Regions from separate parts of the Homo sapiens genome. Here region 2 is linked to region 1. Evidence: chromatin loops called from intact Hi-C (ENCODE). Cell type or tissue: GM12878. All regions are shown on one strand. Links, peaks and the distances in the headings refer to the core of each region. The heading gives the core; the rest is flanking DNA. Region 1 overlaps KIF16B (kinesin family member 16B). Region 2 has its middle 510 kb from the start of KIF16B.

Region 1 (16,157 bases), core at 8,134-12,133:
ATGACTAATACTGCTGCCTGGAAATAACCTGCCCCTCCATTCTACATTGCTAGAGCCCTTGTCCCACTGCAAAAAAGCAGGAAATGCTGCATTTGTAATAATCACTGAGGGATCACTGAGTGCTCACTGCTTTGGGTTGGTCATCTACAATTGCTGACCTTTGATCTTCCTGGCCAGCTCCAGGGTACTCAGATATTTCCCCTGCTCAACTTACCTTTATAAAATTGAAAAAACAGATGGAGAGATGAATGGGTGGGTGGATGGATGTGGATGGGTACCCAGGTTGGCGCTCCATCGCAGCTGATGTTAGAGCGTCTTTGACGGACATTATGCACCTCCTCCAAAAGCATAATGTCCCTGGTCCATGCTATGTTTCCTTCATTTCTGAGGTACCTTCCTGCAATTGACTTCTGCTTACAAACTTGGCTAACCCTGAATAAACTACATGCTTTCCAGCCCCCATCTCTCCAATTCCTATGTCACAACAGACTCAATTATACAGTGTGCAACCATTAAAAACTGTAATTATAAAGACTACGTATAACATACAAAAAGGGGCTTAAACATGCCAATGTCTTTCTTTCCCTCATTCTTACATAGTTCAGCCCAAAAACTATTACGCAGGCAAAAGCAAAGTAGGCATCAGCATGAGAGTGGAGGCAAATGGCATGGGCTGAGAAAAGTTTCTGCACTGTGGAAGGGTGAGGGCCATGACAGCCAAGCATAGCCATGCTTGTGGTCTGAGCAAGAAGAGGAGGGTCCCAGTGTGAGGAGGGGGCAGGAATAACAGTATATGGGTTACATAATGGAAGCCAGGTTCATCACTGTCAGAAAAAGGAGCTAGGAATAAGTGAGAAAACTACAATTAACCCTATGGTATTGGGTTGGGATTAGAAGTATTAGTGTATTGGTATAAACTCCTTGTTAGCAATATAGGTACTGAAATACAGATATTTCACAATACCAATATAAACAGATATAGAAGTACAGTTGTAAAGGTTGTACACAAACACACACACGTTTTCCTAGCTCTGTTCACAGAAAGCATATGGAAGCAGTGACACTCCAGTAGCAATGAACACACCTGGTTGCTAAATACCATTCTGTACTAAAAGGAACCATGGCTCCTTGGAGAATTGGTTAGTTTGAGGAAAGCACAAGATGAGTCTGGAATATCTTGTGTCAGAAAGTAACGAAGTGTTTACAGAACAGTGAGGACAGGACACGAAAGCCAGCTTGAAGAAACTCACAGTGGCCAAAATATAGGACAATTTGATATTGAAATAAATAATGATAAAAAACAGACCAAAACCTAGTAAATAAAATCGCAAGCTGTGTGACCCTTTAAATAGATAAATGACAAGAAGAGAAAGTTCTTACAATGAAAATCCAATTAATAAGTGTAGAAATAATGATGCATTCTTTTTTAATCACCATTTGGCAACCATCATAATAATAATTAATTCAGCCAAAAAGAAAAAAGAATGGATTCCTAAAACCAGTGGGTGAAAGTGGTAATATTCCATAATGGAATGGAAAATTTACAATATCAAAGTACCTTCAATCTCATAGTACTTTCCCACATACTTACTAATAACAAAGAAGAAAAGAGTAACTCCCCAGTGGGGAGGCCTGGCAGCTGCACCTTAGTTGGATGATCAAAGTGAACATCATCAGTCACGGGACAAATGGAAATCGTGTAATGAGATATGAGAAAAACAGCATCATTTCTCTGATATTCTTGCCAAAAATGCATATTAGTCTAATCATAAGGGAACATAGTCAACTCTCACACTTCTATAAAGAATACCTGAGACTATGTAATTTATGGAGAAAAGAGGTTTAATTGACTCCCACTTCCACAGGCTTACCAGGCAGCATGACTGAGAGGCCTCAGGAAACTTACAGTCACGGCAGAAGGCAAAGAGGAAGCAAGGCATGTCTTCTCATGGAGACAGGAGAGGGGGCAGGAGGGAAATGCCACACACTTTTAAATCATCAGCTCTCACAAGAACTCACTCACTATCACGAGAACAGCAAGGGGGAAATCCACCCACATGATCCAATCACCTCCCACCAGGTCCCTCCTCCAATATTGGGAATTACAATTCAACATGAGATTTGGGTGGGGACACAGAGCCAAAACATATCAACAGATGAATCCTACATTTATGTAGAGGGACATTCTACAACATATCTGACCTACTATTTTCAAAACTGCCAAAGTCAGAAAAGTCTCTCTTTGGGTGGGGACACAGAGCCAAACCATATCAACAGGTGAATCCTACACTTATGTAGAGGGACATTCTACAACATATCTGACCTACTGTTTTCAAAACTGCCAAAGTCATAAAAGTCTAGGAAAGGCCAAGGAAAAGTTCCAGTCTGAAAAAGAAGAGAGAGAGGTAACAACCAAATGCCATACAGGAAATAGAACTAAATATGGGACCCACAAAGAACACTGCTGGGACAAATGGCAAGACTTGAACGAGGTCTGAGGATCCGATGGTAGAAATGTATCAGTGTTAGTGTCCTAATGTAGATGTCAGTGTTTAAAGGAAATACACAATGAAGTATTCAAGGACGGCAGGGCACTATTTACTTTCCAATAATTTTGAAATTTAAAAGTTCTTGGTACTATTCTTGCAACTTGTCTATGATATTGAAGTTATTTCAAAACAAAAAATAGACATGATACCAAATCCTCTATGTATGTTACAATTATATCTATTAAGATGAATATAAATAATAGAAATAAAATTATTAAAAGAAACCATTGTGTTAAGGTTTTGCATTTGAGGGGTACTTTTTAAATTAAAAAATTCCTTTAACATCTCATCTCCATAACAACAACTTTTAAGATAATTCTATATATGTTCATATTTAATTAAACAAGACAATGGGTATTATAAAATAAGCCCTCCAGCCAAACAGAAGAGAAACAGCCTATTGAAGCAAACAGTCTCACCCTTTTTATACCTAATCAATAATTAATTCTAAGATGCACATGTTCCCCCATTGCCTAGCCAACTTGTTTTCTCAAACAATATATACAAAGACCTGTGAAAATTAAAACCAGATACCTTGATTTAGATGTGTGGCCTCCACGATCTGAACACCATTCACAGAGCACTGGGACCCACTCAGGGGTATCAGAGTCACTGTCCCCCCGATATTTTCAAAGATGCAATGCTCACTCTCCAAGTCAAGGCCATGAAGAACTAAAGTGGAAAAACAAAGTAGAAAGAATTTTTCCCCCTTTTCTACTGCAATGATTCCCAGCTATTTATCTATAAATTTATTTATTTTCCTTTTGAATACTCTTCCTTTTCCACATAAGTATCATGAAGTGAACATTTATGTTTAGTGAGAAAACCGAACTTCAGGAGCTCATGACGTTCAATGATAGGACTGGAAGATCCTTAGAATGTTCTTCAAGGGATCTGGACATTACCTGTGTAAGAAAATCAGTTCTGGGATGTTAACTCATTTCATCTTTGGGGAGAAAACAGTCGAGTAACTTGTTTTAACTGAATACCATGGAGTTGCCCTGTTTGATACTGAATAAATTTCCTCCATCAGCCACCCAGAGGCCACAGAGAATAAAAGCAAAAGTGCTCCATGGGTCGAGGACTTACTGAGACCTCTGCACTGACAGACACTGCACTCCAGGAGCAGAAACCCAAGGTGAACTTGGCATGACATGAATCTTGAAAAGCCCAAGAGGCCTTCAGAAGCCATACTGAGATGCCTGTTGCCTGAGCCTGTGTCAATTCTGAGACCTCTCAGGGCATGCAGCTGCTAAAGTTTATCTATTCATGTATAACTCTCCTAGATTCTTGTTTGAAGAATGGTCAAACACAGATATGAACACCTGTCAAATAAGCCTACATGATTTTAGGCACAGTTCTTGGCTAGCGTCTTGGGAGTACAAGCCAACTAGTTTCCACTGTCTCTACAAAATTGCACTACTGATCTCTGATCACAGAAAACGTGTGTTCTTACCATCATTTATAGCTACCCCAAAGATCAAACACATAATTTAACAATTAGAAGAAGAGGCCTGATGCCTACTTCTACCCAAACATAGGTGAATCTGGGGACTTCTAGAAAATGGTTTTTATCTCTCTCAGTCTCACAATAAATAGTAAATATTAGGTTGGTGCAAAAGTAACTGTGGTTTTTGCCATTACTGTTGCACCAACCTAATACATGTAGGAACATACTAGGATTGGCTCCATTAATAGCTTACACTTGGCAAGCAGGTTCATTGCCAGCAATTCTAAAAGCAGCTGAGACAATATAATTCTTCCCCTGCCAATCCCTATCTTGCCACACACATATACACACCCACCACCACCACCACCAGTTGCCTAAGTTATGCTCTTAAAGCCTGTAAGGACCTCATCTGTGTAGGCTAAGTCACTGATTATTTGCGTGTCTTGTGAAGACTTTCAGGAAACCTAAAAAGCCATGCTTCCACATGTGTGTATGCTGTGTTTTCTCCTACTTTCTGTTGTCATCTTTGTGAAGACAGTGCCTACAACCCTCTCCTTCAAAAGACCTACATCTTTTATCTGTGTCTGTTGGTATATTTCCATCAATCATTGTTCCATTGTGAGACAATGTAGAGTGATTTAAGTAACTGTGTTCCTCAAAGACCTGACAAGGAATGGAATGTAGGGTGGGAGAAAGGGTTTATTGGCCCACTTTATTCACCAAATTAGTTGTTCTGCATTATTCATTTGAGTTGTATTCTAAATTACAAAAATATATATACACACATATATATACGTACATACTGACCAACACTGTACTTGAAAAATAATTTAATTTTCTATAATTACTTCAATGTCAGTCATTCGAAAAAGTTCTTCCTTGAATACAACCTTAAAAAATCATTGGGAACAGATCACTGATAAATATGCTCACCAATATCTTGCTCCGTGGAAGCATCGTCTCTACCAACGTATGTCTGACCTTCCTGGGAAGAAAACCCAAGCAAAATGTATTAGTAAGAAGAGAAGGAATAGCTTGTTTCTTCATTTTTCATTGAAGCCCAAACAACATAGTGGCCAATGGGATGAACAACATCCTGGCAGGCCACAGCTTCAATGCATCGAGAGCTCCCCAAGGCTCTGTAAAAAAGCCCCAGTTGTCTGGAAAGGTTTAATGTACAGCAATGGTGAGGCCCTGCTTTGACAGCGTTAAATACTTTGCTCATGACAGGAATATCACTGATGTTCCTGATCCTTTCTGGGGAGGTTCTCCAGTGGCCAAGAGATTCTTTGTGTCTAAAGATATAGTTTATGTAAGTCTGCAAAACACAAATGCAGTAGCATTCTCATTGTTAAGTTATGGGTCAGAGAGAGGGCACTAAAGTCAAGGTTACAGGGGCATCCATTAATACTGATGTGGAATTCTGTACTCCCAAGATGAACTGTCTGCTTGGAACCAAGCCCAATAATGCAGGTGAGAAGCACAATTTTATAATTGCCACCAGGGACCAGGAAACTGTACATACAACAAAATCCCCCCAGCTGTTTACAACTTTTCTCCTTCAGTCTGTGTGCCTTTTTGTTCCTTACCTCCCTCTTACTAATCCTACAGAATAGAGGGCAAATCAATGGCTCATCATTTAACTTTAGATAACAAGGGAACTTTAAATACCAAAGAATCCCAATGAGCTTCTGAAAATTCCCAAAGGGCTCAAGGATTTGTTGTATATTCTTTAATTTAATTTAGTTGTGTTCATGACCATAGAATATTATAATAAACCTAGTTAGTGTCTAATGGAGAAACTGGAAACAAAATTAGAATGTTCCACTTAATCAGTTTCTACCTTTAAATGATATAAGATGATTCCAGTACTCAAAAGGTCATCATCGATGCCAATCAAATGAGGCAGTTCAGAATCCAAAACAACTCCAATCCCTTCTTTCCTGAGGGCTAGAGTTTGTTCCTGAAATTAAGAGGAAAAGAAAAAGAAAAGGTTACTTTGGGAAAAGAGAACTTCAAATTAGGTGTTCTTCAGATTGTCAGAATGGGCAATATTTTATTTCTCATCTAAAAAACTGCAAGAAAAATGGACCTTAAACTTCGTGTTGAAATCCTGGCAGGTAATAAGCAAAGTGAACTTGGAACTTATAAAAAGCGAAATATAAAACGAATTAAACTCATTGCCTGATACATAACCTCTTCAAAGCAAATCTTCCTTCAGAAAGGTTCTAGGAACATCCAAACTACAAAGTAAACTTTCTCACTCTTCAGAGCCTTTATGCCATTTAATATCAAGATGTTGCCTTAGTTGATGGCTTTTCTCTCTACTTACCATGGTTGAACTGTGCATGGTCCTGAGAAGAAGCCTTCCTGTGCATTACTTACCTTGCACCAGAGGAACCTGGTCCTCTGCCTCCTGTGCCATCAACTTCTCCTATCCACTGGATCATTCCCTGCTATACATTAATATGAATCTGCTATTCACCTCCCATCCCCAAACCCCACCACGTCTTTTGGCCTTGCCTCTCCTTATAGCTACCACCAATTTCTCTGTGCCTTTTAGAGAAAACTACCTCCAAAAAGTTCCCTATACTTTCAGTTCTTCAATTCCTTCCCTCTTACTCTCTCTTGAACTCCCTCTATGAAGGTTATTGTCTTTGGGACTCTTCTTTACCGACACTGACTCTCCTGATGGTCTCCTTCTGTCTCTTGACTTGACCTGCCATCTAGATGCTGATGACTCTCAAATTGCATCTCCAGGGCAGATGTCTCCCTTAAGTCCCATACTCAAATGTATACCGCATATATGAGTATACTGTGTGTGTGTATGTATATATATATATATATGTACACCAACCCAACTCAGTTTAGCTATGGAGATGTCAAACAGGCAGCACAAATTTAACACATTAAAAAAAACAAAAAACAAAAAACAAAACAAACAAAAAAAACCTTGATTCTCTCTGCCTCCCAAACCTGCAGACTATCCCATCTCAGTAAATACCAACCTTTCCTGTTTGGTCTAAATACCATGCTTACACTTTGCCCCTTTCTTTCTCTAAACTCTACATATGTAGTATTAACTCTACCTTCAAAATATGCCCAGAATCTGGTAACATCAAGCCACCCGCAGCACGTGCCTCTGGCCCAAACCATCATTGTCTTTCACCTGGGTTACTGTGATAATCTGGGCCACCACTCATGTCTCCCGTGATATACACTCAATTCAGCAGCCAGAAGGCCATCAGGGCAGGTCACTCTTCTGCTCAGGTCCTTTAAATAGCCTCCCATTTCAGTGAGACAAAAGCCAAAGTCTTTGTGATGTTCTACCAAATTCTACCTGATCTCATCCCATGCTCACTCACTCTCATCTTCTGCCGCTCTCCCCTTTGCTCACTCCTCTCCAGGGATAGAGGCAACTTGCTGCTCTTCAAACTTGCCAGCCTGCCCCATCTCAGGGATGCACTCACTGCGGTTCCTACTGCTTTTGTGGTTGCTGTTTCCTCTGTCACTGCTATCCTTCTCTTCCCCTACAGTAGGGTTTCTGGACTGCGGCACAGTTGTCACTTCAGACCAGGTAATTCTTTATTCTTATGCACAGTAGGATATTTTGTAGCACCCCTTGCCTCTACCCAATAGATGCTAGCAACACATCTGAGGTTCTGACAACCAAAAATGTCTCCAGACATTTGAGAAACATTGCCCTAGACACATATATAACATGGCCCCTTCCTTCCTTCAGGTCTCTGCTCAAAAGCCACTCTCCCCATCACCCCATACAAAATAGCAACCACCAATGTTCCTCATGGTGATTTCTCTCCTTGGGAATGGCTATTAGTGTGTATATATATATATACATATATATATATACTATCCATTTATATGTATACGTATACACACACACACACACACACACACACGCACAAGTTTATTACCTGTCCTCTGGCTAGAATGTAACCCAGCACCTAATTTCATGTCCCACTCATCAATTAATATTTGCCAGAGGAATGAATGAGTGAGTAGACACACAGAGTTCAGTGGAATGCAGAGGGAAGGTCAGAGACAACCCTCCGGAAGAGAATGGTAGGCCTTATCTTGACATCAGGCCCATCTGACCCCAGACAAAAGACCTCTAAAGTCAAGCTTCTGGGGAAGTCTGAAGTAGAAAGCAGACAAATTCCAGAAGGTTGAAGGTAAAAATTGCAGTCTTGAGGTTGGGCTGAACCAGGTTCAGACTAAATCATGTACAAGAGCATGACATTGTGCTCCATGACTGTACGAGCAACAGAAAACCCAGTTCCAACCACTAACTGGGGATCCTGGTCAGAGATGCTCCTGGAGAATCTCCTTCCCTCCCTGACTCCTATAGTCAAGACGCAGTGACCAAGACACACCTCTGTAACTCCAACACCCAACACAGCCCTAAACATAAATACGATTCCTTACAATCCTGGAACCAATAAATGTACTCTGTGTCATTTAAGTATTAAAACAACCTACGAAGTCTACCATTCGCTAGGTGATGGATTCAGAACTTCTCAAGCTAGTGTAAGACCATTAAAGCAAAACTCAAACCCTGTAGACAAGGGAACTCCTGGGAGGTTTCTGGGGCAGGGAGGTGGAGAGAGAGAAGTCCCTCAGGCCTCTGCAGATATTTACATTTCAAATGCACACTGAAGACCTGAAGTCATGCGAGAGGGCGGTGAAATGAAGTAACAACAACAACAAAAAAAGGATGGCTTAAAAAAATAAAAATAAAAATCACAATGTGAAAGAAAGCAATTTAATTTAACAACCATTAAATAGATACGCAGAGAAAATGACCAATGCATAACTTAGTTTCAAGAAAAGGAAATGAAGCGTGTCATTGTTCTTCAATTACCACTCTTATCAGCCAACCTCCCATTCCATGGCTCAGAACCTCAGGCTTTGAGGTCGGAGACTTCAGTAACATTGATTTACTATAGCAAGGAATATGCAAATCTCAGCTAAACTGAGCACTCTCCATAAGCTAACCCCTACTCCTACCTCTCGGATATTAGCAGAATTCATGTTTTTTCCTCCTGACCATGAAATTAAAGCAGAAATGGGATGTGATTTTTTTAAAGACATATATTACAGGGGAGAATTTAATCACACAGCTCTATTTCATAAAATGATGTCCTCATGGGAAGGTTTGGTAGCTCTGAACTGTGACCAAACTGCACACACAGTCAGTAGCCCCATGGCAATGAATTATTACAGGCCTCTAGGTCCACATGAAAAGGAAAGTGACCATTCTCGTAAGTCCACAGGCATGTGTATTTTCTTTCTGTACAGAAGTAGACAATAACCCCCCACCCCCAAAAATGCAATATTTTAAACTTTAATAGCTCCCACTCAAACTACAGAAAGTGCTTTGGACTACATCCCAGTTTCGTTTACTATTCTTTCTTTTTTTAACCATTGAGAAACACTTTTGTTTTTCCTTGAAATAAGATTTTGAAAGGCATTGGAAATTCATAGTTTCAAAGCCATTAGGTCAAAAGTCTTACTTGTTCCCACCCATCCCCAGCATGTAGACACACACACACACACACAGAGACACACACACTCACACACACACACACTCACATACACTTCCATATATATAATGGGTAAAATCTGAATTAAGAGAAAGTTTTCCAGGATTGCAAGTGGGGAAGGATGAATTTATGATTAATGCTGCCCTAAAGCTCTATGACATTCAAGCTGCATTCAACTACATGATATTATAAAAGTGTCACCTCATAAAACTGGAAACGAGGGTTTAAATCATTGCTCAAGCGAAAAAGTAATTTCAGACAAAAATATCTATCACGTATAAAATATTTATTGAGTGGCATCTACTGTTATACATAATTTATGAAATACCTCTTGGATAAGATGGAATACTTAACATAGTAGAGTGGGCCACCCTCCCCCAACTCCAGACACAGGGTCCCAAAGAAATCAATGTAAAATATGTATACTTGCATATATTTTACATTGAAACAAAGATTTTGGCAACCATGCTTATTTGGATTAAAAAAAAACCCCACAAACTGACTAAAATTGTCAAAACGTAGCATCAGTTTATTTTAAGCATCCTGTTCACAACATTTACAAATGATATGCTCCATATGTTTTTCTTCAACCTCCAGGCATCTATTCAGGTGAAATCCATCTGAATTTAAAACACATGCCCTTTGCTGGGACTCTCACAGACTCACTTCTGCCCCTTCCGGTGGCTCTGGTGATTGCAGGCAGGGCTGCCCAGATCTCGTGGGAAGAAGACCACAGGAGGACTCGGCTCAATGCGCAAGGCCCGTGTAACCACCGTAATGGTTTATGAGAGTAAGCAGGGAGTCTAGCTCTTTTAATCACAACCACATCCTTAGTGCCCAGCACTCTGCCTTACAAAAGTCAACAACTTTCTTGAATAGATAACCGAAAATGATACAAAAACTTACCAACAACAAAAATCTATTTTTTCCCCCTCTTAGAAAGTCTACCTGGGATCTAGATTGTACTTGGAAAAAACTGGGAAAAGTTTGACAGTGTGTCTGCCCCACGTAAATTAAGATCTCTTTAGGAATAAGAATTGCGTGTCTTCACAGAGTATGTTAGGTGAATATAGCTGCACCAGGCACACAGTAGTCACTCAGTAAGTGCTGATTATTTGGTTCTATAGGGAGTGATTTCTAAGTGGCACTTTTTTTTTCTGAACAGACAAGAATGAAATGTCAGGATCTTTTTGTGAAAATTTATGTTACAGAGAATTATATATTTCACTAGCGAGTAGAATTTTGTAGAGTTGACTCACATCATAAAGTGCACATAATTTCTGCAACCCTGACTACAAACACAGCAGATGTCTGGGGGCTGGGGGTTGGGGACAATCAGGGCTTAGAGCACATGCCCAGTGTGGCTGTGAGGATGGGGGAGGAAGTCAGATAGCCAGAAAGACGTTGAAAAAAAATAAAATTATCCTCTAGTAAAACTACTTTTTAACTTAAAAAAGTTGTATGTGATTTTATTTAAATTTAACAGAATGAAACTATTTCAACCATGTTTCTTTATTATTAATATAAGAGGTATTTCCTAAAATATCCTTGTAAGTCAAGAGGTTATGAAACATAATCACAGTGCATATACATTTTTCATAAGTGTTTCAGTTTTAAGCACCATTACCTGAATCTGTACCGGTTTGAGAACGTTGCTTCTTGCCTTGGCATCTGAATGACATCATAGCTGTGTCGATTTTGGGCCACATGGTGCATGTTGGGCAGTATGGTACTTACTTTCCTCAGAAGGTTAAAGACATGGCTCCACTCTTTTCAAAGCTGAATGCTACTCTAAGAAAATTAAGCTAGTCTGACTTTTAGTCCACAGCAGATAATTTGGTTTTATGTCTGGATGTTTAAAGAGTTTCTTCTTTATCTTGAAATTCAATGGCTTAATTAGGATAGATCTCAGTGTTGAACATCCTCTACTCTATATTTTCCTGGAACACAATACATTCTTCTGATCTGCAGACTCAGTTCTTTCATCTACTTATTTTTCATTTCACAAAGCTTGTCTTGTTTTATTTTCCATTTTCTATTTCATTTGTTGACCGTCTACTTCAAGAACACCAATTGTCCTTATATTACACTGGTCTTTGTCTTCTATTTCTTTCAGTTTCTGATTGCTTTACTATCTTGATCATTCCATTTGTGTTCAATGGGCCTAACAAGCCTTTATTCTCTTAGTAATTTGATTTTCAGTGGGGTCTATTCTTTTCCTTGATATTTTCTAAAATTATGTATTAGTCCTGCAATGATGTTGTTTTGGGCCTCAAAGGCTTTCTTTATTCTACAATCTTTCTTTTTTCATCTCACTTTGCTTTTTATTACCATCTTGCTTTGTTTATTGAATTCATGTTTCTCATTCATTTGTTCTACCGAATGAAACAATTGTAAGGAATTCCCTTCTCTCCCATGAAGTGTGATTTCATCTATATTGGGATCTTTTATCTTTTGCGTGCTATATTCCTCTTCTTTCTTGTTCTCTACCAGCCCATCTGCCCATCTATGCAGCCACCCATAGCTATAGTTATGTTTATATAATTGTTCTACATTTTTTTCATCTCGTATATGCTTAGGCGTATCTGTGCAAATATTCCATGTGCCCTAACATAGGATGGGAAACTCCTTGATGCTTGCCTGGCCATATCTGTGACGTTTCTAGTTGACTGAGTAGTCTGCAGTCCACCCACTTTTCTCTAGCCAGATGGAATGACAGAGGGCTAGGAGGTCTCACCTGAGGCACCACAGGCTTTGTTTGAGGCCCAGCCCTCTCTTCCTGGGCTCCCTAATGATTGGGAAGGGGTCCTCTTCCCAGGGGGAGGGAAGGGGCAGGATGCCCTCGAGCTTCTTAATGTTTCCCCAGGCCTTCACTTACAAGAGAGAGTCAGCTCAGCTCTCACTTCATTCCAGTTACCACCACTGGCCATCACTACTACTCTTCAGTAACAATAGGAAAATCAATTCTGTTCCTCCAATTTGAAGGTACAGTGGGGGGTATTCTGGAATCATCACTGATTCAGCTTCTCAGGTGCAGGTTTAGGAATATCCCCTTCACAATCTTTCCTTTTCCCCAGCAGCCACTCATGATCTTTTCTCACATGCTTCTCTTAGTGACTTACAGCAGTATTGCTGCTGCAGGCTTGTATGTTTGCTATGCTTTCTATTATTTCTTCATTTATTTGAAATCTGTGATGGAATCACCAACTGGTTTTTTAACATTGAAGACAAGAATAGCATTAAAAGGCTACAAAAAGGAAGGATGAAAACAGCGGTACTCCAGGTTTTAGGGGATTTCTTGAGCAAAGATACAAAGGCTAAAAACATGGGCAAACAGTCATCCCTTGATATCCATGGAGGACTGGTTCCCGGACTCCTGAGGATACCAAATCCAAGAATGCTCAAGTCTCTCACGTAAAATGGCGTAGTACTTGCATATAACCTATGCATATGCTTCTGCATACTTTAAATCATCTTTAGATTACTTATCATACCAAATACAATGTAAGTGTGATGTAAATAGTTATTATACTGTATTGTTCAGGGAATAATGACAAGAAAAAAGTCTGCACATGTTCAGTACAGGCAGAACCATCATAGGTCTAACATATCATACATATCAGCAATAGTACAGCATTTTCTCAATTTTTTTCTAATATTTTCAATCTATGGTTGGTAAAATCCATGGATGCAGAACCTGCACATATGGAGGACCAACTGCATACACAAGGAACCACTGGACATCCAGTTTAGCTGGTAAACCTGGAAAAATGGTCTGGCAAGCGAAGCAGATGGGTCACTATTTGATTCAGAGACTGGGAAGGCATTGACAATTTTGAAAACAGAAATTGGTTGCTACTTCATCAGATGAATCTGGCAGGATGTATAGGGTGAATAAGAACAGAGTAAAAAGGGGGATGGGATTAGAATGGAAGTGACACCCCTTGAGAGTCACGGGACAGGTATGTGGATTCTATGTGACTAACAGTTTCGGTTGATGGACATTAAGTAAAGACATTCTCCTCAAGTGTTTTACTCCTCTTAATGAGAAATACGGAAATTGGAGAACTGCAAGAAAATCTGATAGATGCCAAAAGATTTTTATTGCTAGGCAAAAAATATACTTATGTTTCCTTGTAATACTTTCCAGGGAACTCAGTAAGGAGGTATTATTCATGTGTGAAGAATCACTCATGAATTTGACGAGCAAGTGGTGTCTAGTAACTTACATGTTTTTAATAATGTACAAATGCTAAAAGTCGTTATCAGCTGGGCGTGGTGGCTCATGCCTGTAATCCCAGTACTTTGGGAGGCTGAGATGGGCGGATCACTTGAGGTCAGGAGTTCAAGGCTAGCCTGGAAAACAGGGTGAAACCCCATCTCTACTAAAAATAAAAAAAAATAATAAAAAAAAAAAAACAGGTGTGGTGGCGTGCACCTGTAGTCCTAGCTACTTGAGAGGCTGAGGCAGGAGAATCGCTTGAACCTGGGAGGAGGACGTTGCAGTGAGCCAAGATTGTGCCACTGCATTCCAGCCTGGGTGACAAAGCAAGACTCCGTCTCAAAAAAAAAGAAAAAGTCATTATCAACAAAAACCAATTAGCTCTGAAACCCTGAAAGTAAGCAACAAGCTGGCGTTCATCCAGAAGCTACTGTTTCTCATACAGTAGGCCCCCCTGTATCTGAAGTTTTGCTTTCCCCGGTTTCAGTTACCCAATGTCAACTGTGGTCCAAAAATAGGTGACTACAGTGCAGTAAGCTATTTTGAGAGAGACTATTAATACAACTTTTATTACAGTATAATGTTATCATTGCTCTATTATTAGTTATTGTTCATCTCTTACTGTGTCTAATTTATAAATTAAAATTTAGCATAGGTATATACATATAGGGAAAAACAGTGTATATAGGGTTCATATTGTTTGCAATTTCAGGCAACCACTGGAGGGCTTAGAGTATCTCCTCTGCAGACAAGCGGGGGCCTATTGTATTCTATTTTCCACATAGGAAGAATCATGTCCATCTAACAAAGGAGAAACAGTCACCAAGATTACTAGGAAGTCAGTGAAGCTCTGTCAACTGCCTCAACCACCATCCTGCCTTTCTCCTCCTTTGGTCCATAAAACCCAAGCAAGCTATGATGAAAAGATGTTAAGAATCTCCTTCATTCTCCTCCAGGAAATGACTTTTTTATTTTTGCTCTGTTCCCAGAGAGTGACGACGTGAATAAAAACAATACTGGTAGGCCAGTAACATGTTCTACATCCCTGCAAAGTTGATTAGTAATATGTAATCCTTCAGGTAAGGGCTCTATTAATTATGTTCTATGAATCACAATCAGATTTAAAAACAAACAAAAATAAAACAAAACAAAAACAAAAAAGAGAAGGGAAGGAGCGGTCTGTGAACGTTAACAAATGGAAATCCACTGGGGATCAGCCTCTGTCAGAACTAAGCTCCAGGAAGGAGGAGGTTCAGGTGGGAAGGCAGAGTTCACAATCCACAGCTTGGGAAAAAGAATCAAGTGGGTCAGCCTAGAAATCACCTTTGAATCCTCTCTGTGCTTCAGACTTCACAGAGCTCTACCCGCATGATATGGTCAGAATCATCCACAACTTTCCATCTCCACTGCTACTGCCCTGGTCCCAGTAACCTTCACAGCCTGCCTGAATCTCTGATATCCCCCAATCGGTCTTTTTGCTTCTCTTGCCACCCTACCATCTACTCTCCATATGGCAGCCAGAGCCACCTTTTCAAAATATCAAGAGACCATGCATAAAACACTACAATGGTTTCCCACACGTTTGGAATAAAATGGTCACCATATCTCACTTAATCTTGCCCCTGCCCACCTCTCCAACCTCATCTCCCCTTCACTTTCTACCTGACAATCACAGCGGCCTCCTCATTCCCACTGCAGGGCTTCTCCGTGTGCTGTTTAGTCTGCCTGGAAAATTCTCCCCTAAATCTCCATAGCTTGCCCTTTCTTGTCAGTCTGTTCTATTCGGGACCAAAGACACCAATGAGTGAGATTGTATTAGTCCATTTTTGCACTGCTGACAAAGACATGCCCAAGACTGGGAAGAAAGAGGTTTGAATGGACTTATGGTTCCACGTGGCTGGGGAGCCGTCACAATCATGGAGGAAGGCAAGGAGGAGCAAGTCACATCTTACATGGATGGCAGCAGACAAAGGGAGAGCTTGTGCAGGGAAACTCCACCTCACAATACCATCAGATCTCTTGAGACTTATTCGCTATCATGAGAACAGCACAGGAAAGACCTGCCCCCGTGATTCAATTACCTCCCACCAAGTCCCTCCCACAACATGTGGGAATTCAAGATGAGATTTGGGTGGAGACACAGTCAAACCACATCAGAGATGAACAAGGTCCCTGCTCAGACAAAGCTTATTTCCTATGCAAGTAACTCCACCCCTACTCCCAGACACACTCTATCACTCCACCTGGCTTACTGTCTTTACAGCACTTAAAGTGATCAAAATTTCTCATACATTAGTTTATTTGCTGTCTGTCCCTGCAGAAAGCAAAGAATAGGTCCAAGCCAAGATGTCAATCCCAGAGAAGGAGAGGTC
Region 2 (16,157 bases), core at 7,949-11,948, 360 kb before region 1:
TAATAGGAGGCTCTGCACCCTGTCCCAGAAGAAAAATATTAATAAAGAATGATGAAAGAGCAAGCAATGTTTGCAATATTATTGCAAAAACTCCCTTTTGGTTCATAAATTATGCCTACTCCATATTTAATTCAAAAAAGGGGGAATCTGTTCATTGATCCTTCCTCAAACTGAGCAAGGGATTGGATTTTGTTTTGATGTTACCACGTTCCATCTTTTTATCTGAGAGTTGATGATGACAAGAACTGTTTAGCTAGGGTTGGCCAGGCTACCTTGGGAAGACAATGACATCTCTATGGCTGAACACAATGAAGGTTGACTTGCAACACACTCCTTGTGAGTTGAGCAGCTTTCCTACAGGCTTCCATCCTGTGGTGCTGTTACCTTCAATGTGTGGCCTTCAAGGTCACCATGGAACAAGAAGAGAGAATGGAGATTGTTATCAGCCAGATACAGGAAACATTGTACATCTCCACTGCCCACATTTCACTGGTCATAACTCAGTCAACTGGCCCAACTTGATCTCCTGGAAAATGCAGTTTGCCCAAGCACCTAGGAAAACACATATGTTTGGTTATTACCTAGCATTGCGTCTACCTTCCCTCCTTTGAGTCATAGCTGTGGGCTGTGGACCAGCCCTCAATTTTCATTCCCCAAGACCATGTCAGCCACAGTGGCTTAGGGAAGAAGTACCACCTGGATATCTTAGATGCTCGTAGCAATCTCACACTGGGCAAAGAGCTTAATAGTAGAGTGGAAAAACCTGAATGGTGCTGTATGTTGCCTCGGACAGAAAGTTGAGGATGTAGTAAGATAAGCTTTTGCCTGGCCTTGTTGTCCTAGAACTGACTTTTTATTTGTTCTTAAGAACACCAAAAGAAAACATGGTCCAGGGGAGGTGTGTGTGTCTAATTTTTCTAAGTCCTAAAATGTGCAGATTTTGAACTTCAAAAGTCTTTCCCTGTCCAGAGATAGGCAAATGTTCCACCAGATATTCACCTATATTTTCCTTTATTGTTTAGAAATTCTTTGTGTTTGGGTGTGTGATTCCATTTTTTACACCTATATCTTTAAGGCACTTTGAATTTATTTCAGTAGTTGATATTTAGAAGGGAATGACTTGGTTGAGTAGCTTTAAAACTAATCCTAGCACCGGCTGGGTGCAGTGGCTCACACCTGTAATCCTAGCAATTTGGGAGGCCGAGATGGGCGGATCACCTGAGGTCAGGAGTTCAAGATCGGCCTGACCAATATGGTGAAACCCCATCTCTACTAAAAATACAAAAAATTATCCAGGTGTGGTGGCTCATGCCTGTAGTCCCAGCTACTCAGGAGGCTAAGGCAGGAGAATCATTTGAACCTAGGAGGTGGAGGTTGCAATGAGCAGAGATCACACCACTGTACTCCAGCCTGGGCCACAGAGCAAGACTTCTCAAAAAAAAAAAAAAAAAAAAAAAAAACCAACCAAACAAACAAAAAACTAGTTCTAGCACTAATTATGAAATAATACATCCAGATCTTTTTGCTCCAAGTTTATTTCTTTAACTTATACTTATTTTACATTTATACAAGGATCTATTTTCTTGGCAACATCTTCCTTTGGTTTCTCTAGTGCTATTCTGTTTTAATTAGTGTAATTTTAGAATATGTGCTGATGTTTATTAAGGCAAACTCAATACCTACTCTTCTTTGCTTTCAAATGTTCTTGGCTATCACTTATTGTTTAGTGGTCCAGACAAATCTTAAATTAACCTAATCACCTTTCCCTCCTACAGTCCCCGTTTTCTAATTCTCCCTCTCTCAGTATCCTCAGAAAAATGAATAAACCAGTCAGTTTAGCCAGCCCATGCTTAGTTTAAAGTGGGATGGCATCTGTTATAAATGCAGCTTCCTGAGATGTTCCAGAGAACAACATTTCTGTTCATCTCTGGTCTACTGACAAGGCTGGGCTGTGGTATGAATAATGATTGGTTTCTGAATATTCTGTTACAAAGCCTTTTCCTGACTGTCTTGGCCTCTGGTCTCATCAATCTCGTCTAAGCCGTTTGGTTCTGCATAGTGAGTCAGGAGGCAAAAGCTAGGTAAATATCACTGTGTCTTGAGTGATCACCCTCTTTAAGTAACCATCCGCTTTGTAAACAAATGCTGAAGGACTCAGCCGAGCTGGTCTACAGGACTCTCAATCTGCAGGCACGGGAATACAGCATTTGGTTACACAGGGCATAGATCTCGGTTATTCTTGAAGAAAACTGAAACAAGTTCAGCCTAGACTCGTTAGCAGCCTGGCCTTGCAAAGACTTACACACTGCAACCTCAGAGATGCTGAGCCTCTTTAAATGATCCAGGCCAGGGGGTAAAAAGTACTGTTTTTTTTTTTTTTTTAGTTTTTGGTGAACAGAAAGCATCATAATTATAGACAGAGAATGTATAAATAGCTAATGTGAAATAGCTCTTTTCATTGTTTAAATAGCTTCATATATAATTCATTTAATCTTAACAAAAATGATGTAGGTACTATGATTATCCCACTATACAGATAAGCAAACTGAGACACCAAGAGACAAAGTAATTTGCAACAAGCCCACCCAGCCAGTAAGCAGCAGGGATGTCATTTGAACAGGAAGTTTGGAGCCAAAGATTACTATCCTAACCACTATACTAAAGGCTCTCAAACTTGGGTCAGCATCAGAATCACCTAGAGGCCTTGATCAATCACAGATCCTGGACCCCAACCTAGAGTTTCTCATTCAGGAGGTCATGGGTAAAAAGCTGGGATTTTGCACTTCTAACAACTTCCAGGTGCTGCCACTTCTGCTGCTGCCCAGGGACCACACTGCGAACCACTGAAATGGTTGGCAGGTGTGGTCCCATGAAGGCGAAGCAGGATGAACAGACCGGGACAATGACTAAGCCCTGCAGCTAACTCTCAGTCTCTAAAATCAGAATATCTGTATTCTCCTAGTCCCTAAAGCAACCCAAAGCTGGCATTGCCTGCATGGTGCCAGCTTCCTCTTATTTCCATTAGGTTTATAGGCAGCTATCAAAATAGGAGACAGTATTAAGACCACTGGCTGCAGCATCAAAACATCTGGGTTTAAATCTCAGCTCCATAGTTTACCAGCTGACTTAACCTCTCCAAGACTCTGCTGTCACATCTCTAAAATACTGATGATCATTATTTATCACTTACGATTTTAATAAAGGTAAATTTTATACACACACACATTGCTTAGCATACAGAAAAAATGATGGTTAATTATTTTTATGAGAAAGAGGTATCTGATTCCCTTCCTTCCTCTCAAATACCAGCAGAGGTATTTATCTTTGAGAAGGCACTGCAGAAAGACTTGTCAGGGTCACGTGGGGCACTCAAACTTTCTTTACAGCTATAACTGTGACAAGGATAAAAGAGAAAATACACATACTTGACAACCTGCTCCCACCCGATCCTCATCTCTGAGGCCATTTTACTGTGTGCAGAAGAAACAGAGGAATTGGAAAAATGGGAAGTCCCCAAAGGAGGCGTGCAATTAACACAAAGGGAAGCCGGGCAACTGGTAAAAAAGAGAGATCACTTGAAATCATTTTAGTCAGCGTTATGAATGAAATATCCTCTCCAGCAATTATTGAACTTTAAAAAATTCCTTCTAGCTACAATTTCTTTCATTTATTTAACAAATATATATTGAGTCCCTGTTTTGTATCAGCCACTCCCCTGGGTTCTGGAGATGTAGGGATAAACAAAACAGGCTGATTCCCTCCACATGGAGCAGGGGAGGGTGATGTGAGGATGTAGGGGAGGAATTGAGCCAGACCAGGGGGTAAAGACCTGAAAGAAACGGGGATATAGCAGCATGGTCTCCTGAAAGAGGAGCATCTGGCAGTGGCAACTGCAAGAGCAAATACCTGGAGGCTGACTCGTGCCCACTTCCCAGAACTGCCGGGTGAGTGAGTGGGAAGTGGTGAGGACAGAGGGGTAGAGCAGAGACCACCTCCCATCATGGAAAGCCTTGTAGGAAGATAGGTTGCCACTCACAGGATTTTAAACGGAGGAGAAAAATGATCCAACTTTGAAAGTGACTCCATGTCAGTGTTGCATGAGGGAGCTGGGCTGACATTAATTGAGGTCTCTAATTTGGGACCTGGATATAGAGGTGGAAAGAGAGAAAAAGAGAATAAAAAACAGAGGTGCAGGAAAAAGACCTGGGGAGGGACCAAACCCGAGATGAATCCAGGTTCTGTCGACCGTTACTCTCTTCTCCAGCCTCTACCACAGTTTTCACATGACCCTAAAGGGTAATTTGCTAAGTATAATGGCCTCGTCCCCACTACATTGGATCAGAGTCCTCAATCTTAACTGCACATTACAATCATCCAGGGAGTTTTCGATTCTATTCTGCCCAAAAGCAAATTAAAGGACATTCTACAAAATCAACGACCAGTACTCTTACAAGGTGTCAAAGTCATGAAAGACAAAGATTGCAGAACTGTCCCAGATTAAAGGAGGAGAACAAGACAGGACAACTAAATGCAATGTGAGATGCTGGCAAAAAGCATGAGTGCAGCAATTGGCAAAATCTGAATAAGCTCTGTGGAACACGTCACTACATGCAATGTGGTTTTTTATTTTGATTATAGAACTGTGGCTATGCACATTATGAACACATGGGAAAGCTGGGTGAAGGATGCATAGTAATTCTTTGTACTCCTTTGTATCTTTTCTGAAAGTCTAAATTATTTCACAATAAAATGTGAAAAAAATACCACTGCTCAGGCCACACTCCAGACCCAATACATCAAGAGATTGAGGTCTGAGGTACAGGCACTTTTAAAAAGCTCTCTAGATGATTCTGAAGTGCAACCATGTTTGAAAATCACCATCTTAAAGTTTTAAAGCTTTCAGGGGGCTTTGCCTGAAAGTTTTCTTCTGCCCAGGGCAAAATGTCCGTGGGGCACACCAAGGCCCTCTCTTCTGTTGCTGTGTCAGCTCCTCCCAGTTTGCCTCCCTAGGCCCAAAAGGAACCTCTTGTAGGTAGCATCAGATATGAGGCCAGAAGGAGGGGGAATGTAATCATGCAGTCACAAGAGATGCATCCTTTGAGACTCTAGCGGAATCTGAGTCTTCCTCCTGGAGGAGATCTGCACTAAGCTAGCTAGCTATAGTTCCCAAGTCCTTCTCTGCCTCTTTGGGAAACGGAGAGAGATCAGAGGGTCTCTTAAAATCACCTCCAGCCTTGGACCAGTGTTCACCTCCACTGTCGGCTTTGGGATGTTTCTTTTTCCAACAATTTTATCTTATTGCTACAGAGTAGGATGCTCCCTTCCCTGTAGAAATTGGGAAATGCTAAATACCTATGTCTCCCAGGAAATTCAGCTGTAAGAAAATGAGGCTTAATCTGTTTTGATTAACAAGGAGGCAGCAAAAGGCTGACCATGCACTGGAGGATGCAGGAGGAAAAACAAAAGAGAGGTAGAAATGTGCCCAGAAAAGCAAAGGGAAAAATCAGGGAAGGTTAAGCAACAGAAAAAGATCTCTGGATTCCGATTCAATTTTAGTGATTGCAAAAACAAGGCTCTTGGCTATTTGCATATAAATGTGCTGGGGGCAGGGGAGCCACAGTACTCAGCTGTGCATTCTAACTTTCTCCTTAAAAATCTGTTCCCAAAGCAGCTGCAGAAATCAGCTGCAAATTCCAAATCTAAAAATGAAAGTCACATGGTTGAACTTGGGAGGAGGAGAGGAGAGGAGGGAGGAAGGGCACCACATGATGCTCCAATTAACCCATTGGGGCCTGGAGCCCATATGCATTGCCTGGGAGCTTTAAACACCCAGATAATTAAGCTGCACCCTAGAGCAATTAAATCAGAATCTCTGGGGGTTGGGTCCAGGCATCAGCGTGTCTGGAAATTTCCCAGGCAATTTGAATCAACAACCTTAATTGACTCTAGAGCAGGGGTCAGTCTGCAAACTGTTTCTGCAAAAAGCCAGGTAAGTAAATATGTTAGGCTTTGTGGGCTTTTCAGCCTCTGTTGCAACCACTCAACTCTGCCATTGTTCAGCCATAGATAACACTAGTGGATGTGGCTTAGGCAATGCATGTATTTATAAAAATAGTTTGCAGCCCCTACGCTAGGCCCTTGTTATCCAAAGTGTGGTCCTTGGACTGGCAGCAACAACATTTCATGGGAGCTTGTTAGAAATAACTAAGCTCCAAACCCACCCCAGAACTCTCCTGAGTCAGTCTGTTTTTAACAAGGTGCCAAGATGACCACAGCACATTGAGGTCAGAGAAGCAGCCATAAGGTGAGTGACACTGAGAGGTGACCAGCTGTGGGAACCCCAGAGAGCTTGGCTGTCTTGGAGCACCAATTCCTTTGTCTATAAAACTATCCTTAGTACTCCGGGTGGTCCATGTATTTAAGGGGTATTTTACCTGTATAAGGACTTTGAAAGGTACAAAGTACTGCAGGAATGTGAATTGTTGATAATGGCAGCAAAGGCCCTGGCTTCTCACCAGTGAGGGAACTGTCCCTTAAGCAGGTGCTCCGTCATCACTCAGGACAAGGCTGGGAAGGCCTGGCCAGCACAGGCTCTCATCTCAGAGGCCAAGACACTTAAAGGCCAGTCTCTGCCAAGCCCACCATTCACAGCCTCACAACTGCAGAGCCCAGGGGCAATGATTGTGAGTTTAAAGAACTCAGCCTTGGAAAAGGCTGGTGAGGCTGAATGCCACCAACCTGATTTAGTCACTCTAACATGTGGCTTCTATCCCCACCCCATGCAGGGAGGTGGCCTGCTAGCTATCGCATCCCAGTGCATGGCACAGGATCAGAGCTCAAAAATTATTACTGAGTAAATAGACACAGAGGATCAGATGCTGAATGTTTGGTGGCATCAGTCTTTAGGTCCGGAGTATCTGTAATTGACTAGTGACCTTCATATATCAGCATGCAGAAGGGGCCGGAGGTTTTTATTTGTTCCAAATGAAGTGTCTCTAGTTCCTTTGTTGTACAAAACTCTGACAAATGACAACAGAAGCTCTTTTCTTTTTTTTAATCTGTTGCTAGGGGCAGATGGCCTGAGGGTCTGTGTCCTGGCCCATAAGGGTTAATGGGACTTCCAAAGGCGCTTCAAGTACATTGTGTTTTCCTGAAAGCCTGGGCTGAGGCATTGAGAAGGAAGGTAATGAACTGAGGAGCTCTCTCCAAGTGCCCGTCTGCAGGTCAGCTGGGACTAGCCTGTTGTCAGAGGATGTTTGCCATGTCCTAGAAAAATGCTCTCCCTGCAAAGTCCTGCCAGTGATTAGAGCATGAAGGAAGTGTGTACACACCGCTTCATAAACCCTTGCACCTGCCTCTGAGGTGTCTCTGTGGAATGCAGTTTTGACACATCTTGTGTAGTGGACTTGGAGAGAAGGCACGAGGGGACATTACAAAGCACTTGAGGTCTGGGATGATGCCCTGGACCCTGGACATCCGCAGCCAGAGGAGCTAATGTGGTATAGAGAACTATTCCTCAAATCTATTGTGCAGATGCTTCACCTGGGAATCCTATTAGACTCCAGTCCCCGAGGCTGGGCTGAGAGTCTGCATCGCTAATAAGCACCAGGTGCTGCTGCTCTGTGGCTCACCCTTGGAGTAGCCCAGGCATAGACTTGTCATTACAATATCTGGACTAGTTCTCTTCCTCAGACTTCCCCCAAAACATAGGGTGTAGCAGGTGTATCTTCCAAAGATATCTCTGTCCTCACAATGTGACTTTGACTCTCCTCCCATTGCAAGGTAGGGCCTGCATGCCCTCTTTTTAAATTAGGCTGGGCTTCCAATACCAAGAAGTAATACTGTGACTTCTAAGGGTAAGTCATAAAACGTGAGGCAGTTTCCTCATGGTTCTCTTGGGACCCAGCCACCATATTGGGAGGAAGCCCAAGCATCATCCGTGGAGAGGCCATGGGGGCCATTTGCCCCTTGGCCCTGCAGAGCTCTCAGCTGACAGCCAGCGTCAACCTACCAGCCACATAAGTGAGCTGTATGTCTAAAAACTCCCCAGATCCATCTTGGAAGGGGATTCTCTGTCTCCCATCAGGTTGCACCAACTGAAAGTATATGGAGTAGCAATGTACCCACTGATCCCTGCCCAAATGGCAGGTTTATGAGCAAAAGAAATGATCCTTATTCCTTTTAACCTCAAAGTTTGGGGGTATTTTTAAATGCAACCATAGTGTTTAAAACATAGCTTTAACTACTCCCTGGGTCTTCTTTTCACTCTGTATTTTCTTTTTGTACAATCTGACCACTCCCACTATTTAAATTATTATCTGCTTGGACCCCCCACCCCGTCAAGCTACAGAGCTGTATATCTAATTGCCCACCAGATATTCCCAATATACACAAATCTTTCTCACCTCCTCCATCCTCTTCCCCCCTCCACTCCCAAACACCTTCCTCCAAGTTTATTTGGTGCTGCCATCAATTTGGTTAATTAAGCCAACATTTCCTGACCCCAACTCCATCAGGTTGGTATTGCCATCAGATTGACACTCTGGTTTCTGTTCATCGCATTGCCTTCTCATGGATGTTCACTACCTGGGCTTATACACTCACTGTCTCCATCCTGAGATGTTCCAATTATTCCTGGGTGCATCTATCATTTCTTAGACACACAGTCACTATCCTCCAGGCTATTACCTCAGTGACCTTAGCTCTCCCATTCACTGACTCCCTGTTGTTTTGAGAATGAAGTCTAAGAATTGCATGGAATACCTCTCCTTCGTGGCTTGGTTCTAGCCTATTGATCATATCTAGTGCCCAGCAGTAACTGCCTTGCTCTGAGTTGATGCCTTCGCAGTCTCAAGCTTCATAGTCCCCTAGATGCACCCTGCCCATTCATCTGTGTATATCTTTGTACATATTTTCTCTGGCTAAAATTGTGCTTCTCATGAGTCCTCCCATTTGACTTGTCCTTCTAAACCCAACTCAGACACCACCTTGACCATGAAGCCCTTTCTAACCCTGGGTCCTCTCTCTCGTTATGTCTGTACACAGTTCTGTTGTTTGCCCATATTTTACTGCAGCTCGTCTATTTACTTGACTCTCTTTGCTTCTAGACTAGTGCTTCTCAGACCAATAGTATCAGCATTATCTTGGAAATCTGTACACCGTTCTGCTGTTTGCCCCCATTTTACTGCAGCTCACCTATTTACTTGCCTCTCTTTGCTTCTAGACTAGTGCTTCTCAGACCAACATCATCAACATCATCTGGGAAATTTTTAGAAAAGCAAACTCCCAGGCCCTGCCTCAGACCTACTGAATCAGATGTTCTGGGGTTGGGGCCCAATAACATGTGTTTTGACAAGCTCTCCAGGAAAGTCTGGTGCACACTGAGATATCAGAACCACTATCCTGGATCAGTTGGATGGAAATTAGAATCACCTGGCAAGTTTTCAAAAATCCCACTCCAACTAAGCTGGAGTTGCTGGGTTTGGGACCCAGGTCTCAGTATTTTTAAAGCTCCCAGTAAATTCCAATGTGTAATCACGGTTGAGAACCTTGCTGTTAGATCGTTTCTTCTGAAAGTGTAATCTCCAGACCAGCAGCTTAAATAAGCATCAGCTGAGAACTTGTTAGACCCACAGACTTGCAGATTCCATCCCAGCCATACTGAATTAGAACCTGCGCTTTAACAAGATTCCCAGGTGATTTGACTGCCTGTTGACATTTGAGAAGCATAGTCTTGTACACCTCTGTATACCAGCCCCTAGCAAAGAGCTTGGAACATAACAGCCGCTTGATAAATTCTAGAGAAATTTTAATAACAATGTCTATTCTGATTCTCATGGTCTTGAAGAATAAGATGGAAACTTATGGTAACGTGCTTTGTAAACAGCTTTATAAATATGAGGTACTAATATTAACTGATATATGAATTCATTATGTCACTCATTCCAAATATTCAATGAATGCCTACTATTTGACAAGTATGGTTTTAGACACAGAAGATATTGTAGTAAACAGGAAAGGTCAAGACTTCAAAGTCTAGTGGGAAAGACAGATGTTAAACACTTAATTACATCACTAGTTAAAAATATACTTTTGATGAATGCCACAAAAGGGAAGTAAGCCATGTTGTGAGCACACATTGCAACCACCTCCCTGTGTCTCAGTTGAGGAGTTTTACTTCTCTGAGCTCCCTACAAGGTGCAGTGGGAATATACCAGGGAAAATCAATGATTCAAGTCAAGAGACTTAGAAAGATTTGGATATAAGACTTTGACCAAGTAAGGTTTCTTTCAAAGCAGAGTCTGAGACAAGGATGTGGGTACAGATAGCTTATGTGTGAGGAGATCTCATGAAACAGAAATGGGTGAAAGGAAAAAATGGAACCCAATAAAGGGAACATTAGTGAGAGGCTGGGGGTCAATACTATTGGGGACCCTTGGGGAAACTGGGTAAGACATACTTCATACTTCAGAGTCATCCCATGTGATGTCCAGGAAGTAGAAGCGCATTTATCCAATGACTTCAATTCCTCATTGATTGAGGGTTCCCAGGGGACATGAACTCTCCTAAACATCCAAATTATATTTCTGAGTAGCTGAGCTACCTCACTGAAATGTGGTTCTTTTTTAAAAAAGTAATTTCAACTTTTATTTTAGGTAGGGGGTACATATGCTTGTTTGTTACCTGGGTATATTGTGTGTTGCTGAGGTTTGTGATATGATTGAACCCTTCACCCAGGTACTGAGCATAGCACACAATAGTTAGTTTTCTAACCCTTGCCCTCCCCACCTCTTCCTGCTCTTGTAGTCCCCAGTATCTATTGTTGCCATCTTTATGTCCATGAATCCCAGTGTTTAGCCCCCACTTATAAGTGAAAACATGTTATATTTTGTTTTCTGTTCCTGCATTAATTTGCGTAGGATAATGGCCTCCAGATGCATCCATGTTGCTGCAAAGGACAGGATTTCATTCTTTTTAATGGCTGCATAGTATTCCATGGTATATATGTACCACATTTTCATTATCTAATCCACTGTTGCTGGTGTCTTTTTGGGAGAATGATTTATTTTATTTTGGATATATATCTAGTAATGGGATTGCTGGGTAGAATACTAATTCTGTCTTAAACTCTTTGAGAAATCTCCAAACTGCTTTCCACAGTGTCTGAACTAACTTACCTTCTGCCAACAGTGTATAAACATTCCCTTTTCTCTGCAGCTTCACCAGCATCTGTTGTTTTCTGACTTTTTAATAGCCATTCTGACTGGTGTGAGATGGTATCTCACTATGGTTTTGACTTACATTTCTCTAATGATTAGTGATGTTGGGTTTTTTTTTCATATGCTTATGGACACTTATTTGTTTTATTTTGAGAAGTGTTCATTCATGTAATTTTTAATGGGGTTATTTGTTTTTCACCTGCTCAATTCCCTATAGATACTGCATATTAGACCTTTGTGAGATGCACAGTTGGTGAATATTTTCTCTCATTCTGTAGGTTGTCTGTTTACTCTGTTGATAGTTTCTTTTGCCATGCAGAAGCTCTTTATCTTAATTAGGTCCCACTTGTCAGTTTTTGTTTTTGTTGCAGTTGGTTTTGGGGACTTAGTCATAAATTCTTTCCCAAGGCTGATGTTCAGAATGGTGTTTCCCAGGTTTTCTACTAGTATTCCTATAGTTTAAGGTCTTAAATTTAAATCTTTATTCCATCTTGAGTTAATTTTTGTATGTGGCAAAAGGTAGGTGTGCAGTTTTATTCTTCTGCATGTGGCTAGCCAGTTGTCCCGACACCATTTATTGAATATCTCCATTGGTTATTATCATTTTCATTGACTTTGTTAAAGATCAGATGGCTGTAAGTGTGCAGCTTTATTTCTGGGTTCTCTATTCTGTTCCACTGGTCTATGTGTCTGTTTTTGTACCAGTACCATGCTATTTTGGTTACTGTAGCCTTGTGGTATAGTTTGAAGTCAGATAATGTGATGCCTCTGGCTTTGTTCTTTTTGCTTAGGATTGCATTGGCTATTCAGGCTCTTTCTTGGTTCCACATGAATGTTAGAAAGTTCTTTATAGTTCTGTGAAAAATGACATCGGTAGTTTGATGGGAATAGCATTAAATCTGTAGATTGCTTTGGGCAGTGTGCTCATTTTAATTCTATTGATTCTTCCAATCCATGAGCATGGAATACTTTTCCATTTGTTTGTGTTAACTATAATTTCTTTTAGCAGGGTTTTGTGGTTCTTCTTGTAGAGATCTTTCACCTCCTTGGTTAGATATATTCCTAGGTGTGTATGTATGTATGTATGTATATATGTATGTATGTATGTATGTATAGGCAGCTATTGTAAATAGAGTTGTGTTCTTGATTTGGCTCTCAGCTTGAATATTATTGGTATATAGAAATGCTACTGACTTTTGTACATTGATTTTGTATCCTGAAATTTTACTGAAGTCGTTTATTAGTTCCAGGAGACTTCTGGTGGAGTCTTTAGGGTTTTCTAGGTATAGAATCATATAGACTGCGAAGAGAGATCATTTGGCTTCTTTTTTTTCCTATTTGGATGCCCTTTCTTTCTCTTACTTGATTGCTCTGGCTAAGACTTTCAGAAAAGTGGTTCTCAAACTGTGATTGCCAGACCACCACCAGCAGCCACAGCATCCCCTGGGAACTTGTTAGAAATGCAGTCTTGGGTTTCATCTAAGACCTACTGATTCAGAATACCTGAGGGTGGAGCCCAGCAATCTGTATTTTTAAAAGCTTTCCATTGAATTCTGATGTCCACTGAATTTTGAGAATCATTTCAACTTAAGTTTTCAAACTCTTAGAAAGGCCTTAGGCATAAAAGAAGAGTTACCAGGAATTGAAGTGTTTAGCTGAGACTGTCCTGAGAGGGGCAACTTCAGGTGAACTCAGATGGGTCATGGGGCTATGGGCTAGAGTAGCAACCACATCCACCACAGTCTGCCTGATTTAACCTCATGTAATCTAGGTTTGTCCATTCACCCACGCAAGTATTTATTCAGCCTTTACACTTTGTCAGGTACCATACTTAGTGTTCACAGCCTATTAAGAATGAGACAGAGATGTCCCTTCCCTCATGAATTTGTAGTCTAATGGAGAAGACAGTGTATGTGATCTGGTCTGAGAGGTCAGGACAGGTTCCCTGAAGGTATCCAAACTTTATCATTCATCTGAATCACCAGTGGATTGTGTTAAACAGAGAGTCAGTTAAATAGGATTGGAGCGGTAGTATAGGAATCATATTTTGAGTAGCAAGGCCCTGGAGGACACTTAAGCTGAGATCTGAAGAATAACCAATAGATAGCCAGGTTAAAGATAGGTAGACCAGCTGTTCTCGTTTGCTTGGCACTAAGGAGTTTCCTGGGATATAGGGTATTAAGTGCTCAAACCGGACTGGATGGCCACCTGGGAAAAAGGGTGAAGGGATGAGGAGGAGTAAGCCTAGGGTTCATGAAATCCTTGAGGTGTGCTATGGTCTGAATGTCTGTATCCCCCAAAATTCATATGTTAAAATCCTAACCTCGAAGGTTCTGTTGTTTATAAGCCACCCAGTTTATGGTATTTTGTTATAGCATCTTTAGCTGACCAAGAAAAGTTGAGAAAAGCATGCTGTGTTGTAGAAATGGAATAAGCAAATAAGACTGGGAAGATGCCAGAAATAGTGTTAACATCTGGACATCAACAGTCTGCTTTAGCCAAGCTTATCAGTCACTTCGGAGCAATCCACCTGCAGCTGACAATTTCTATGCTTTATCTCCAGCTGGATGTTTCACGAGGGCCTCCATATGGAAGTCCCTACCACATGGAGATATTGATTGACCACTTGAAATATGGCTAGTGCAACTGAGGAATTGAACTTTTAACTGTATTTAATCTTAACTATAAATTTAAATTTAAATTGCCACATGTGGCTAGTGGCTGCTATATTAGACAGTGTGGGTACAGAGAACAGATTGATTCAAGATAAGCAAAAGTGGATGCTAGCATACCAGTGGGACAACTATTTCAGGACAGAAATGATGTTGGTTTGAATAAGGTGTTGGCAGCAGGAAACAGAGCAAAATAATAAACCTGGCTTAGACAGGAAGAAAACATGAGGGATGAGAGAGAAGAAGGAGTTAAGGATAACATCTAGGTGCCTGGTTTGAGCAACTGGACATGTGGCAGAGCCATACACCATGGAGTGTCAGGTTTGGAAACAGCATAAGGAAGAGATTGACTTTGAAGTACTCACAAAACATTCAAGGCAGATGTAGAATGGAAAGTTCCATGTGTAGGTGAAGAGCTCAGAAGAAAGGTAAGGTGGACATCTAATGTTTGTTCTACTAGAAACAGTCACCCCCTGGCCCCAACCTGCTGGTTTAAGTAGGGATGTCAATATCTTCATGTAGCCCTCACTCCTCCTGAGTCAAGGAATGAGGGGAAGACATGATGTGAACTGGACCACAGGCCCCTAACTACCACGATGGCCCAAGGATGGGCAGCTGACCCAAATAGAAGTTCTCAAAGCTCTTCCCAAAGCTTGCAGCTTGAAGTCAGAAAAACAGACACTCAGACTCTTAATAATTAATCAACTAAATATATGGGCATTTCCTTCTTATGAGGCACCCTACTGGACTCTGAGGGAGTAATAGAAATACATAGACCTTTGCCTTAAAAAGCTCACTGTCAATTTGGAGGAAGATAAACTGTTAACAAAAGTTCAACAGCTATAAAACTGGAGGCCACTGCAACAGATGACAGACCTGAAAGTATAGTGGGGTCTTTACGTTACTTTCTACTATATTCTCCACACCCAGTAAGTTGATAAAACTCGTCAACTCTGTGACAAAATACCTGTTAAATTCATTCCTATTTTATAACCTGTAAAAGTCTGTTTGTAATTATAAATGAACACTATCACAATGAAAAAATAAAACCAAACATTTTTAAATACCCAAATCATCGAATAAGATTAACAGAAAATGCCATTCAGTAAATAAATAAATAAGCAAGCCTAGGAGAAGGATTGCTAGTAAATTGGGTCTTTCCTACTTAGATTTTTCTCTTTCAACTCAAAGCCTTTAAAATACATGGTAATTAATCAAAACCTTAGTTTGTGTTAACATTTTTCTAGAAATAAGTCCCCATGTTAAAACCCTCCAGTGGCTCATATCACATTTGAGAATAAACTCAAAATTCCTTGTAATGGCTTCTAACATCATCTATTCTCACCATTTTCCTACCTCATTTCCCACCACTCTCCCTCTCATCTTTACTTTCCACAGTCCACCTACACTGGCTGTTTTTGTTTCTAGAATGACCTCTTCACTTGATAAAGGATTCTTTTCCCAGATATTTTCTGTTCTCAGCTTAAAAAGACACACTCGCTCACTCTCTGTGGAATAACCCTGATTTATTCCCCTTCGTAGTACATGACCTATTTAAGCATGTGTCCACTGTTTATTTTCTGTCTTCATTAACAGAATATAATCCCTCTGGTAGCTGAGACATTGTTCTCAAGAGTTCAAAGTATTCCTGGCACATGGTAGACCCTCTAAGCAATAGCGGATGGGCAGGAGGCAAAGGGTTTTATCTTGAGATGTCTCTTATCTTTTACATGGGAAGAGTAAACTCCCTAAGAGACTTCCCTCATGCCTCATTGGTTCACATTGGATCATGTGTTGATTTCTGGACCAATCCATGGGAAAAAGAAATAGTATTATTGTGAATGGATTTGACCTACCATAACTCATTCCTATGGAGAGGCTAGGCTTCCTGGAAATCAATGGATTATCACTCACTACCTAAAAACAAAGTTATAATTCTATTAGCAAGGAAGAAGGAGAGATGACCATTGGGTAGGCAAAGAGTAGAGTTGGCCATTGTGCAGGATGTCTCATTTCCATGTTGGAGTCAAATCTCTTTGAGTCTATGAAGACTATCTTTGCATATCAAGCCTATGCAAGGTTGTGTTTTCTGCAAAGCCTTTGTGATAGTTATTGTTATCAGGTGTATGTGCATGAGAACCCTTCCTTCATGGCCTTCTCTGGCTCCAATTTTCAGGGTTTTAAATCAGGTAACTTCATTCTGATTCTGACAACTTTCACGCTTCTCTCTTGATCAAGATCTTAACTCTGAAGCCATTGCTGATTA

Evidence for each region. Peaks named below come from ENCODE experiments on the same cell type or tissue, not always from the same donor. Only the 100,000 strongest peaks of a DNase experiment are listed, where the experiment ranks them.
Region 2: a loop joins it to region 1, with 2.3 times the contacts of the local background. A loop is called at or near these places in 1 of 110 quality-filtered maps.

The regions. Positions count from the first base shown.
Region 1 is chr20:16,424,021-16,440,177 of GRCh38, forward strand. KIF16B (kinesin family member 16B) reads right to left here. Exons shown (of 26, transcript NM_024704.5): 13 at 5,843-5,962; 14 at 4,933-4,984; 15 at 3,084-3,221. Among named protein-coding and RNA genes, the nearest start is that of KIF16B, 140 kb to the right of the region's middle. RefSeq lists an enhancer at 12,633-13,832. In GM12878, for the core only: a CTCF peak has its summit at 10,249; a DNase peak (open chromatin) is centred at 10,261.
Region 2 is chr20:16,059,476-16,075,632 of GRCh38, forward strand. No RefSeq gene overlaps it. Among named protein-coding and RNA genes, the nearest start is that of KIF16B, 510 kb to the right of the region's middle. In GM12878, for the core only: no CTCF peak of the experiment used is centred there; a DNase peak (open chromatin) is centred at 10,116.